Linked DNA regions of Homo sapiens: region 1 is linked to region 2. Evidence: chromatin loops called from intact Hi-C (ENCODE). Cell type or tissue: endothelial cell of umbilical vein. All regions are shown on one strand. Each heading gives the region's core, and the rest is flanking DNA. Links, peaks and the distances in the headings are about the cores only.

Region 1 (7,080 bases), core at 1,129-6,128, 190 kb before region 2:
AGGCGCACACCACCATGTCTGACTGAGAATGACTTTAATGCAGTAGACTACTGCTTATCATTTCCAAAGCAGTGAACTTTCAGATGCTATTAGCTAATGTGGACCCAGACCTCTGCCACCTGGTCCTGGATACTCTGGGTATTTCTCAATTCTGGTTCCTTGAAGAGATTCTACTTTGCAGGAATTGGAGAAGGTTTCTAAAAGGAAGGGACATAAGAAAGAAATTTTGAAGAATGGATGGCTTTTGGGGCAAGTTAAAAATGTGCTGGAAAGTGGAAAAGGCAGGGAAATAGGAGCAGTATGGGCAAATGTATGAAGTAGAAATATGTATTCACGGAATGGCAGATAGCCTGGTATAGGAATGCGATTGGTTTGGGGTGAGATTGGAGGGACCTTGAATGTCATTCCTAGGAGCTTGGGTTTTATATGTGTTGGAAGGCTTAGTGTTTTGAATAGGATCTGAAATCCAGCCCATCTCTACAAAATACAAAAAAATTTAGCCGGGTATGGTGGCGCACCTGTAGTCCCAAGTACTCAGGAGGTTGAAGTGAGAGAGAGTTGATTGTGCCCAGGAGTTTGAGGCTGCAGGGAGCCATGAACACACCACTGCACTCCAACCTGGGCAATACAGCAAGACCCTGTCTCCAAAAAGAAAAAAAAAAAAGATCAAAGTTGCATATTTAGGACGATTACCATGGCAAAAGAGTGTATGTTGACTTTGAAGAACCAGACGAGGTTGCAAGTGGTGGAAACTGATCTTAACTGCTTTCCATAATGAATAAGTAAATTTTAACAGAAATTAACACATCTTTTGAAAGGCAGCTGTCAATATACTTCCAATTGAATGTTTTGGGGACATCCAGCTTTCATATGGGTATAAATCATGAACCCACCCCAGATCCCACATGGAAATTCTGAAGCTATTCCTCAGGCTTAGCTGTGAGCCTGGGTGGAGTCATCAGTAGTCAATTTTAAAATGTTGCTGATAACAGGAAAGGCTAAGGGGGAGGAGCTATGAGAAGTGAAGGCAGGAAGTACAGGGAGCCAAGAAAGACAACTTGGTTTGTGTGGCAAACGGTAGCAGGGTATAGAATGAATGATTATACGGCAAAACAAGAGGAGAAACTTCAAATTATTCTGTTATAATGTGTCCTCACAAACCTTGGATTCTGTTTTTTTTTTTTTTTTTGTGATGGAGTCTCACTGTTGTTACCCAGTCTGGAGTGCAATGGTGCAATCCCAGTTCACTGCAACCTCCACCTCCTGGGTTCAAGCGATTCTTCTGCCTCATCCTCCCGTGTAGCTGGGACTACAGATGCGCACCACCACGCCCTGCTAATTTTTGTATCTTTTTTTTTTTTTTTTTTTTAGTAAAGACGGGGTTTTGCCATGTTGGCCAGGCTGGTCTCGAACTCCTAACCTCAGGTGATCCGCCCACCTTGGCCTCCCAAAGGGCTGTGATTACAGGCTTGAGCCACCGCACCCGGCCTAAATTCTTTTTTTAAAAAATTTTAAATTATGTCAAAATTTGACTAAATCTGTATTGACCGAAAATCTAGCTTTTTGGAACAAATGCTTAATATTAGATTATTTACTTGTCAGTGTTCTAAAAGGCTTCAAATAAGTGCATAATCTTTGACGTGATGCATGAATTAATCTTACTGAAACTATCAGATGAGTTTTCAAAGAAGTGTACATGAAGATGCTTATTATTTATAATGGTGAAAAAATGGACACAACAGGAAAATAATTAAATACATTATGATATATTTAAGCAATGGCATGCAATGCAGCCTTTAAGATGATATGACTATATGTTGACTTGGAAAGACATCCATGGCATGCTAAGGTTTTTTTTTATTATTATACTTTAAGTTTTAGGGTACATGTGCACAATGTGTTGGTTAGTTACATATGTATACATGTGCCATGCTGGTGTGCTGCACCCATTAATTCGTCATTTAGCATTAGGTATATCTCCCAGTGCTATCCCTCCCCCTTCCCCGCACCCCACAACAGTCCCCAGAGTGTGATGTTCCCCTTCCTGTGGCCATGTGTTCTCATTCATGGCATGCTAAGTTTTAAAGAAAGGAGGTATCCAAACTTTGGATATAATATGTTCCCATTTTTGTACTTTAAATATGTAAATATTCTTATATATAAACATCTGGAAGGCTACATAGCAAATGCTAACAGTGGTTTGATCTAAGCTATTTGACACAGGCTTCTCTATTTTCTTCTTTAAATTTCCCCTTATTTTCCGAAAAAAAAGTTTTTGCCATGAGAAAATAGAAATTCATTTTACAAGTTTACTTCTGTTAAAAGAAATAAAATGGTTAATTCTCGTGGAACATCTTTGGAATAAAAAGAGTGTTTACTCTTTAATAAACATATCTACATATTTATAAATATACAAATATTTATAAATTATATTAGTGTATATGTAGTATATGTGCGTTTGGGTTCCAGTGGCTAAATATACATGTCTATTTATATAAAGGCTATATATGCATAGTCTAGGAAATCTAGAAAATATGCTTTTTTGATGTGGTCAAATTTTCTTTTGTAAAAAGATTAAGTGACTCTGCATAATGGTGTGTTTTTTCCCTTAGAAATTCTAGTCCTTTCCAGGTGGGAAAAATCACTGCCTCGGCTCTGGATCTTTCAACCAAGGCTTGGAGAGTGGTTGCATAGCAACTACTGTTGGCGTAAATGACCAGTCTTGGTTCTCTGGGGGATGATATTGACTTGCACAATAAAATGATGCATTCAGATACTTTGCCAGCTATAATAGGATAAAAGAGCTAGGACCTTTTAGGAGCCATTTGAAAAAAGACTTGGTAAAATGGAGAGCTTCAGTTTGTTCCGTTGGAAATGATGAATCAAATACAGGACAGCTTTGAACAATGAAATTCAACAATGCAAATTCCTCAGGAAAGGAATCATTTCCCTTCTTTTCATCAACATTCATTAAGTTCCTACCAGGTACCAAGCTCTGTACTAGTTGCTAGGGATATAGTAATGATAACAAGCAGTCTCTACCATTTGGGAGCTTACAGGACAGTAGGAAAAACACAAAAGCTAATAACTCTAATACCTGATGCTAAGTGATCAAAGTATATGGGAGGATGTTATGGGACACAGAGAAAGCATATCCAGTGCTACCTTGGGATTGTTCAATAAGCCTTTCTTGAGCAGTGACTGTGTGTTTTGACATGGGGCTACAAAGATGAAAGAGACTTGGCGCCTGGCCATAAGGATTTAAAACCTGACAGAAGAGACATATAAACAATTCAATCTAATACAATGTGGTAAATGCTCAGCTAGCAGAGGGATTAAAGTATGAGAGCACAGAGGTAGAGATTAATGAATGATTTAATGCCTACTTAATACTCTATTGTTTGCAAAACCCTTAAACATACGTGATCTCATTTGATGTTTATGAACAGGTAGGATTTATCTTTCTCTTATTGATGAAGAAACTCAGGCTCAAAGATGTTGTGATTTGTCTAAGGTTGGTGTCATAGTCTGCTTGAACTGTTGTGATAAAATAAGACAGACTGGGTTACTTAAACAATAAAAATGTATTTTTTTACAGTTCTGGAGGCCAAAAGTCCCAGATCAAGGTCATATGGAGCTGGTTCCAGGTAAGGGTTCTCTTCCTGGCTTGCAGATGGCTACCTTCTGTTTGTGTCCTCACATGGTGGAGAAGGAGAGACAGTGAGCAAGCTCTCTAGTATCTCTTCTTATAGGGACATTAATCCTATGTGACCAGAGCCCCATCTTTTTGATCTTATTTAACTTTACTTCCAGGGAGGCCCCATGTCCAAATAGAGCCGTGCTGAGAGGTTAGGGCTTCAAAATAGGAATTTTTGGCGAACACAGACACTCAACGCATAAGAGTTGGGCTATGTACTTGGGGCTTCAGCCAATAAATCGGGTGTGTCTGTGTGTGTGTGTGTGTGTGTGTGTGTGTGTGTGTGTGCTTGTGTATTTCCTTCACCATATTAGATCTATGAGGCATTTTCTCCCAATGTGATGAATCTGTGACTCCCTCTTAACATTGAAGACATAAACAGGTCTGACATTTTGGGTCTCTGGCTACTCTTCCTTTCCCAGCTTATCTTTAGGACTTGCTGACATGCAGTCCTTTCTACAGTGCTCTCCTTGGGCTTATGCACAGTCCATCTGTACCCATTTAGGTCTTGTCACTTGGAATCTTCAGTTGTAAGGAGATCATGACCTGGAAGCTAGTTCTGTTTAAAAAGAATTGGGTGCCTGGGGCAGGTCCCCATTGCCCTATCCAGGATGAGACTGCAGCCTGCTCCAGGACCATTTAGAGAAGTAGGAAGGAGGTGGTAGAGGTAGCCAAGGCAGCAGCCAGGACTTACAGGGCTGGGAAGGGCATTTTGCCCAACAGCAGCAGCTGCCGTTACATGTTGGGCTTCCTGTCTTCTTACCCTCCCAATCAAGGAGCACAGCAAATGCTTCTTCCTGCCTGTGTGGGGCTGATGTGCCCACTTCCTGGCTTCCTCCAGCCTTGTGATCTTCAATCTTTGCTGCACATTCAAATTACTAGGGGGACATTTAAATACTATTAATGCTCACCTTATCCCCAGAGATTCTGATTTAACTGGAGTGGGACTTAGGGTCTCTAGTTTTTGAAAGCTCCTCAAGCGATCTCAACATGTTGCCAAGGATGAAAATTGGACACATTCCGTCTGCCCCGTTTTCAAGGGGGTGGGGCATATGCTGTGATTCCCAGGCTTCTACAGCCTCATCCAATTTGATTCTCTCAAGACCTGTGGGATAGAAGGTATCATGACCTTAGAGATGAAAGCCTGAGACTGCATTTGGCCTGTGAGCTGGGAGGGGTCTGTTAGTAGGCAGAAGGTTTAGGTAGAAACAAAGGCCAGACTTGCTATAAGGAAATCAGGAAGGAATGATATTGTTTTCTTGCTTTTTAAGGCAGACAGGATTTCATTCATTTGTTCATTGAACAATATTTATTGAACAGCTCCTCCATGCCAAGTGCTGCACCAGGGGATGGGTTAAGACGTAGCCCTTGACACGTGGCACCCTCTGGGGCTCAGCCTTGGGTAGCGATTCTTTGGAGAAGTGTGCATTGTCAGAGCATTGTGGAACTGGAAAAGACACTGCCAGGGACAGTTTTCTTCGCCTACATGACTCATATACTGAAAGAATGAAACTAATTTCTTCTTCCATTTAAAATTAAGCCTAGTCAGAATTTGTAATCTTGCTGGGATGTAAGTTTACAAGCCATAGCAAGGGATAATCATGGCAAATTTGAACTATGGCTTGATGACCAGGAAGAGAGAACATATCGCGCTAGACCCACGAATTCCACTGACGGCTCTGACACCCACGAAGTCCATCCATCTCTGTGCAGGGACATTCCACTAAACAAAGCCAATTGATATCTCACATTCTGAAGATTTTTCAAATATTATTACTAAGGCATTTTCCCTTGTTTTGTTTTAATTCAAGTGGGTTTTTATTTGAGACTTAGAGGTCATAAGTTTTATATCCTCAGGCTCGATTTAAAACCTGGCCACAACAGATAGTAAACAGCGGTCTCATTTTCTTGTAACAATAGTTCATGACATTGTGGTAAGAAACTACACTTGGCAGCTGAACATAACAAAAAACGCATGGTCTTTGGAGTTGAACTGGCCCAAATACGAATCCTGTTCTGTCATTTACTTTGTTGGGATCCAGGGCAAGTTACTTAAGCATTTTAAGCCTCTGTTTCTTCATTTTCAAAATGGGTATAGCAATGTGAAAGAGTATATATATGCCTTAAACAGTGGCTAGTATGTAATTGGTTTTTGAAAAATATTCCTTTCTCCATGTGTAATGACATGACACGTGGCACATCTCAGGACCCTGGTTTAAGGAGATGTGAAGCACATAGAAGGTCTTAGTTGAAATTTTGCATTGGAAAAGGAGATCTTATAATCTCCACCATGAATTATAAATATCTAAGGAAGAGAAACAGTGTGTTTCTTATGCTTGCAAATTGCCTTTAATCTTGTATGCTTGTGAATAGTTGAATGACAGGCAGACACAACGGCTTTACGTTCAAGTGACAAGACAAACAATAATACCTGTCAATAGAGACTTACCTCTGTGCCATACACTTTACATATCTTATTATTATTTTTTAAAGACAGAGTCTTGCTCTGTTGCCCAGGCTGGAGTGCAGTGACATGTTCACAGCTCACTGCAGTCCTGACCTCCTGGTCTCAAGCAATCCTCCCACCTCAGCCTCCTGAGTAGCTGGAACCACAGGCAAGCGCCACCACGCCCAGCTGATTTATTTTTATTTTTGTAGAGATGAGGTCTCACTATGTTGCCCAGGCTGGTCTCAAATTCCTGGGCTCAAGTGATCTTCCTGCCTCAGCCTCCCAAAGTGCTATTTTATCCTCATAATAACTTTTAAGAGAGGTGTTATCTCTATTTGCAAATAAGGAAACTAAACAGTAGTCAGGTTAATTGTCTTTCCCAAAGTTACACAACCAGTGGTAGAGGTGGGATTTTAAGCCAAAAATTGTCAGTAAATCATTGTAGATGGTGGCTATCATATTAAGAAGGCTATTTCTTGACTAAGCTCGGTCATGAGATTAGCATTCCAGTACCAACATGCTGGACACTTGCTGAATAGATGAACACATAGAATCAGTGCCTGCAAGCAGGGTGTGCCTAGTTATCCAGCAGGATGATTTCCTGGATGAGGGTTCGAGCCAAGTGAATGGGGTAATGGCCCCTAACAAACCCAGGGCCCTTGGGTCAGTGGCATCTACAATGCAATGATTACATGCTAATAATTTCAGTATTTGCATTATAGTTCAGGAAATAGAAGAACAAGTCTTTTCTTATTGCTTTGCCTTTGTTGGACATTTTGGTTGAGTACAATTTTTCCTTATCACCTTCTGAATACTTTCTGAAATACTTTCAACTGCAATTCGACTTTCAGTCTTTGCAAGTGTATCCATTGGGTGATATGTATGGTGTTATGACATTTATGTTCTAATGACACATAAGGGCTTCCAGATTTGT
Region 2 (7,080 bases), core at 836-5,835:
CCCCAAAACCCATAAAGTTCAAATGTGAAAACAGAAAAGTTTTAACACTGGAGAATTCGCTATGGTGAGCCTAAGCAATATATAGAAAAGAGTCTACAAAAAGGCTTAGGTGTTAAATAAATTTTGACTTCCTCTTGCTCAGAAAATGTCGGAGTGCTATAAAGTTCCGTGAAGTTCCTTAATGTGACTCGCTCAGCCCTTCATAGCTAGTGCCAATCCTGGCCAAGCCAGATTTCTTGTGTGTCTGCAAACAATATGTGAGCCGAACATCACCAATGCCTCCTGAAAATGGGCTCTGACTCACTTCCTTTTTTTGCCAAGATAGGTTTTGCTTTGTTGTTTTTTTCTAAATTGTTTTTGCAAACAGGGCATAACAGGTAAAAAAATACTTTGTAAGAATATTATTTTAGAAAACCCAACACAAAACTGCAAATACAGCTCCGGAAGCCCTTCTCTTCAACTGTGGTTAGTTTGTTTTTGTACCTTTTACCCCAAAGGAAAAAAGTTGGCATCTTGTTACTTATTTTTATCCATTACATTCAGCACCTCATCCAAAAGTGAGGGCCCAAGATCAAGCTGCAGGGAGAGGAGGGAACCTGTAAGGTCAGAGAGGGACTCCTCTGACTTAGTCTTTCCCTTGATGAGCTCGCATGGGGTGGGATGGTCAAACATGTCCTCGGCTGGCCAGTCGGGGTACTGTTCGGACAGGCTGGAGGAGTGGCTGTCTCTGCCTTGGCTGGACTGAGATGCAGAACCGCTGGAGCCCCACGAGGTGTCTCCCTGGTGGACTGTCCCATTCTCCAACAGACTGCTTTTCTCCTGAGCTTTTTCCTCCATGACGGGCTCGCAGCTAAGCCTGGGCAGCTTTGCTGGCCCGAAGGACTCCTGTTTGGAATTAAATGTCACTGGTGACAATAAGGGCAACATGAGAGCTTGGGATCCTCCAATGGTCGGGAGGGAGATGGCATTTTTGAGCACCGGGGAGGGCGTTTCTGTGAACACAGAGTCCGAGGTGCTGTTGGCCCGGAAGAACTCATTATGCCCAGGGAACTGGCCCAGGTGTGCTTTCTCCTGGTTTCCAGGTAAAAGCTCGTAGTTCCCTTGAAGAAAGGAAATATCTCCAAAGACATCGTGCTGGCCCTCTTTGCCAATGTGGATGGTGTGGCGAAAGTCTCCAAGCGGGGGACTGATCATATCAGGAGACAGAATGTCCCTCAGTTTAAATTTCTTTCCTTTCTTGTTATTGGCTGCTTTCAGGTAAATTGGGGTCTTGGCTGGCATTTTGGAATTTGAGAATGTCTATTTTGCAAGCGGGAGAAAGGGCCACTTTCTTCACAGATGGTATATGTTTCTGAATCCTTTTTGATAGGAACTGTCACATCATTTTTCTCAAGTGGCTTCAGAAGTGGCTTCGAAATGAGATGGGGTCAAAGAGAACCTTCCTGAGGTTACGGCCAAGTGAGGCTTCCTAGAGAGCCAGTTACATCATCCAGTCTTGACCACAACCAGGACAAACCTGCAGAAGAAACCAAAGCAGGTTATAAGCTAAAGACCCTTTTGGGTGCCCTAGGGCCTCCCTTTTCACAAGAGCCTGTAAATAATGGCAGGGCCAGTTTCAACTAATGCTGAACTTATTGTTTCCCTCCAGTAAGTGGATAAAAATTTTCATCTTAGAGAAAACAGGAAAGAGAAAGACCTAAAAACCCCATATCTATGACACCAGTACTTTTTAGACATAGCCATGGGCACATCTTCTGGACATGTCTATGGTTTTAGTCATTTTCCTCTAAGAATTGCTGTAAGCATAGGATCAGTGATTTCAGCTCCTTAAATACAACTGGATTTGTTTTAAAATACATTTTCCTTTTGCTTTGATGTGCATACTAGCAACACTAATATTTCATTGTTGAGTTCCATATGTACATAAGTTAATGCAATAAAATGAACAGTCCTAAAGGAAAGGTGCTGGAATTATTTAATAAGTGACAATAACTATTATATGCTACTGTCCTAAAAATGTTAGTGGAATACATTCTTACAGATAAGAAAACGGAGATTCAGGATAAGCCCTTCCCCTAGAAAGTTACCTTTTCTCAATAACATATAGCCAGTAAATAAGAGAGCTAGAGTTGTAATCAGGTTGTGGCAAAGTATTGGGCTGTCGAGGATGTCAGGATTTGAAGTCATTCTGAGATGGGAGGAAATGAACAAAACTGCTTCACTTCAAAGAGAAAACATTGTGAATCTCTATTACAGGCTGGGCCTTCACTTGGGAACACTTCTGAAACATTACTGATAAGGCTATATCCTCCATGCAGTAGGCAGAATTCGAAGGGAGCCCCCATGATCTGCCTCCTGGTGTTAATGCCTTTGTGAGTAGAACCTGTGACTGGCTTCTAAACAAGGGAATGTGGCAAAGGCAATAGGTCCCTGATTAGGTTACATTATAGGAGATTTCATCTGAGCTGACAAGGGAGAAGACTCCCTGACTCCCTTTGCTGGCTGTGGAGAGGTGAGCAGTTACACTGTGCAAGGGCCTATGGAAATGAAATCTGCCAACAATGTTGGGGAGCTTGGAAGTAGATCTTTTCCCCAGTTGAGCCTCTGATGAGACCACCACCCTGACCCACACTGAATCATAACTCAGGGAGATGCTGGAACTCAGCCCTGCCCAGATTCCTGACCCACAGAACCTGTGAAATGGTAAATGTTGTAAGCCCTCAAGTTTGTGGTCGTTTGTTACCAGTGTAGAAAGCAACACATCCTCCCTGCACATACTATATGATAAGATTAGGAGGGATGAGCTACAAGGCATTGGGGTTGTAATGTGCTCTTTTGCCAATGAGATGCTCTTATCTCTTGAAAATAATCCTCCACCTCTGATGCTGACACAGAGAAGCTAAACCCTTTCCCACTGCAGGAACTTCCCAAATGGCTCTGCCATGACCTCTTCCCTCAGGCGCTCCTCCCACTGGCTGCAGAGCCTGCAAATAAATACTCCAAGGGCTGGGTGGGTTAGTTGGTGTTTTGAAGGGAGCCACATTTGCTTGTAGCAGCTGGAGGCTGTCTGCATCTGCCCCATATTTCTTTCCTTTCAGCAAGAGTTTTAAATTCATTTACCAGTGGCAGGTGACAAGAACTGTGCTCCACCACCCACTGGCTCAGTAACAGCTAACTCAATTTGGGAAGCAGCTAGCTCAGCGTGTCAGCATGCTGGCCAGCAACCCAGGCCGGAGAAGGCTGAGAACAATGCACTAGAGAGAGCCAGCCCCACTCGGGCTTTGGGTATGGGGAGGAGGCAGAGAAAGTACGAGGAGGTTTGCATTCATGCAGAGTGGGCTGACCATGGGGCTGCCAGCAATGACATGATCGTGGGTCCTGACACTCGTTCTCATAGTTTTAGCTCTAATTTGGGTCTTGTTGTGGTAACAAAAGTTGAAGCCCATGTTCTTCCTGTTAAAACATCAGAACTTCCTTCCTGTATGAGTGTACAATGCCTAGTCCTGGCCTCGGGCCCCCTGCTGTTCAGAGGTGGCCTCCCTGCCCTTTGGGCACAGTGTGGCTGACTGCCTGCAGGAGCAGCTGGGTGGCCTGAGGAACAGCTGCCCACAGGAGTGGTGTCCTCAGCACACACGGCCAGGAAGGCAGCTGCCATGGAAAGATACAGCGTGTCCACCACAACTCAAGGGCATGCCAGGGCTGCCTGGGGTCAGCTGATGGAGGCAGGGTTATGCAAGGCCAGGTCCCAGGGCAGGGGGTTCCAATTATTTAAAAAAAAAAAAAAAAATCGATCACTTAAGGCCTGGAGTTTGAGGTCAGCCTGGGCAACATAGCAAGACCCTGTCTCTATGAAAAAAAAATTAGCTGGGCATGGGGGCACCCGCCGGTAGTCCCAGCTACTCAGGAGGCTGAAGCAGGAGGACTGACTGAGTCCAGGAGTTTGAAACCAGCCTGGGCAACATAATGGGACCTCATCTCTACAAAAACTTTCTTAAAAAATTAGCTGAGAATGGTAGCACACACCTGCAGTCTTAGCTACTTGGGAGGCTGAGGTGGGAGGACTGGTTGAGCCCAGGAATTCAAGGCTGCGGAGAGCTATGATTGTACCACTGCACTACAGCCTAGCAAGGCCTTGTCTCAAAAAAAAAAAAAAAAAAAAAAAAAAAAAAAAAAAAATCCCATGAAAATGTAGCCAGAGAGCAGTTCCCTGCCACTCTGACTGGATCATTCACATACACCCTTGAATTAAACAAGGATTTGGGACAGTGAGGAGGAAGAGCAAAGGGGGAGAAAGTGTGTGCTGCTGAGGGTGCAGGGGAGGGAGGGCCCAGTCGGTAGGCTGGTGGGGGCTGGGCACCCACCAGGGAGCAAGATGCTCGTCAAGCCCCAGCCTTTGGTCAGTCCTTGCCCAGCCACAGGCACCAGCACCAGGGGCCTCCAACCAGAGGCTCACTCATCCTGCTTGAAGTGGGGCTTCATGTCGGTGGCATGGAGGCAAAGGTTGGAGGGAAGCAGCAAAGAAAAAGGCAAGAAAAGGGTTGGTGGGGAGGCTACCTAAGCTGTAGTGAGATTCTGGTGAGTAGGAGATACTGGAGAAGATACCTTCAGAGGCATTTTGCTTTCTTTCTACAAATATTTACATCATATTTACTGCATGATGGGGCATAGGCTTCTAGGACTATAGAAAAAAATAATTTGAATTGAATCTGAATTGCCAATCCTAACAGCTCCCAAATACCCTGAAAGTTAAGAATTTTGGGCAAAATGTCAGTTTTACAACTCTAGGTAAGTTGACGTTTGTGCTGCTGGGAAAGTATCTGGCAGCTCTGATCTAGTCCTTCTATTGCATCTGTTCTCTTCCTCCCCAGCTCAGGGGCAACCATGATTGATCCCAGGAGAGTCAATCCAACGCTGATAATCCAATGCCCATAATTTCTCGAACTGACCACTTCCTTCTCTCTCCTTTCTGAACATTCTGGGCTAAGTCCATGCAGCTTGATCAGTTTCCCCTTCTGCTTCCTGGGCTCACTGCTCTTTCAAAATCTTTGCCAATTACTTACTTAGGCAGAAACCTAATGGGATAGTTTCTTCCCTAGCAAGAAGTGGCTGCTCCTGGAGAGGGTATGAGCATCTCCTGGGTACCAGCAGCACTTGATACAAGTCGGTATTTGTTGAGGGCTTCTCTATGTACCGAGCATTGTTCCAACCCTTGACATGGACTAGCTGAGGAAGCCATGAGGCTGTTACTGTGACTATCCTCATTTTACAAATGGATCACTACTGACGAACTGATATCCAGCCACTCTGCCAAGGCTGCATGGCTACCAAGCACGAAGCCACATGGCTGGGCTCTGAGCTTTGAGGTCTTGACATGATATTTAATGAGCACCCTCCCTGGGAATTCTGTCTGCTCCCTAATTATGAAAGGGGTGCATTCCAAAGCCTGTTTAAAACACAAATGTGTGGCAATGTGCTGGGCTGATGAGGATGGGAAACAGGCCCTGCATACACTGACAGTTGAAGTATGAACAGGTCCAAACTCAGTAGAGGCAGTGGGGCAATATCTATCAAAACTGCAAATCATATGCCCTCTGACCTCAGATTGCACTTATAGGGATTTACCCAACTCACAGAGAAATAACAAGGCTGTTCAAACCAGCACAGTTTATAACAGTCAAGAGTTGGAAACAACCTAATTGTCCACCTATGGAGGACTGGTTCAGTTAAGCGTATCCTTCCAAATAAATACTACTCAGATCTAACAAAGGATGAAGAAGTGCTTAATATGCTCATCCGAGAAGAGCCCAAAGATGTACATCATCAAAGGAAAAAAAAAGAGGTGCAAATGCGTGTATTTATATTTGTACTGGCTTATCTATAGAGTATTTCTGGAAACACACAAGTAATAATAGTGACTGTCCACAGAGAGGGGAAGTAGATGGAAGGGGAACAGGGTGGCAAAGAAATTTCACTATCCTTTTATGATTTTGGATTTTCAAATCATGTTAATGAACTGGCTATTTTTTTTTAAATCACAAATATATAAATGTGTATGCAGGGCTCAGATTAGGCTTTCCTGGAGAGCCAATTTTATACATGGCTGTTAGGTCCTGAAAAGCCTACTATGAGTTACTGATCATAACACAAACATCAGGAAAATGTGTCTAAAAGCAGCATCTGCAATGGCAGTGTGTGGGTATATGAAGACTTCACAAAAGGCCTGAGCCACGTCTCCCCTGACCCTGGCTATGGGACAGATCACTTTTTGCTTCTGTGATCAGGCCTTCACCAAAGAGGCAGCATGGATCTGTACTTTGTAAAAGGGAAGAGATCTCAGAAGAGAAACATTTGTAGTCGGAAAGGAAAGTGAGAAAATTCAACAGGTGGGAGAGGATGCAGGAGGAGCTGCTGGCCAGGGCATGAGCGAGGAGGGAAGTGCAGGCAGGTGGAATCGCCTGGGCCCGTGAGGACAGCAACTTGTGCAAGGGTGACTAGTGACACACACAGATAACCTTTGATGATGGAATGGGCCTATATGCCATGACTTGAAATCCCATCCCTCCTCATCATTTTAAGAAGACACCTGGGGCCGGGCATGGTGGCTCAAGCCTGTAATCCCAGCACTTTGGGAGGCCGAGGCGGGCAGATCACAAGATCAGGAGATAAAGACCATCCTGGCTAACACGGTGAAACCCCGTCTCTACTAAAAATACAAAAAATTAGCCGGGCCTGGTGGCAGGCGCCTGTAGTCCCAGCTACTTGGGAGGCTGAGGCAGGAGAATGGCATGAACCCGGGAGGCGGAGCTTGCAGTGAGCCAAGATCGTGCCACTGCACTCCAGCCTGGGTGACAGAGCAAGACTCCCTCTCAAAAAAAAAAAAAAAAAAAAAAAAAAAGAAAATAGAAGACACCTGGGTTCCAGGAGACTGCTGGTGAATGACCAACACATCAGAACAGTCAGCATGAGTCAGGGGAACCCCAGGGCTTTGCGTTCTGCCCAGAAGGAAGAAGGATCTGCTTGGAGGAAGGGATGCTGGGAAAAGAGAAAAGGAGGAGCTAAACAGGAAAGGCTTACAGGCCG

The links. Peaks named below come from ENCODE experiments on the same cell type or tissue, not always from the same donor. Only the 100,000 strongest peaks of a DNase experiment are listed, where the experiment ranks them.
Region 1: it touches region 2 in a loop (5-fold over the local background); 2 of 110 quality-filtered maps call a loop at or near these places.

What each region holds. Positions count from the first base shown.
Region 1 is chr2:37,452,227-37,459,306 of GRCh38, forward strand. No RefSeq gene overlaps it. Among named protein-coding and RNA genes, the nearest start is that of LINC03063, 110 kb to the right of the region's middle. In endothelial cell of umbilical vein, for the core only: no CTCF peak of the experiment used is centred there; DNase peaks (open chromatin) are centred at 3,035 and 5,575; H3K27ac peaks cover 3,479 bases.
Region 2 is chr2:37,645,307-37,652,386 of GRCh38, forward strand. It overlaps CDC42EP3 (CDC42 effector protein 3), which reads right to left. Exons shown (of 2, transcript NM_006449.5): 2 at 1-1,516. The coding sequence starts at 1,281. The coding sequence ends at 517. Among named protein-coding and RNA genes, the nearest start is that of CDC42EP3, 23 kb to the right of the region's middle. RefSeq lists an enhancer at 6,954-7,080. In endothelial cell of umbilical vein, for the core only: a CTCF peak has its summit at 3,527 (motif pointing left); a DNase peak (open chromatin) is centred at 3,405; H3K27ac peaks cover 3,390 bases.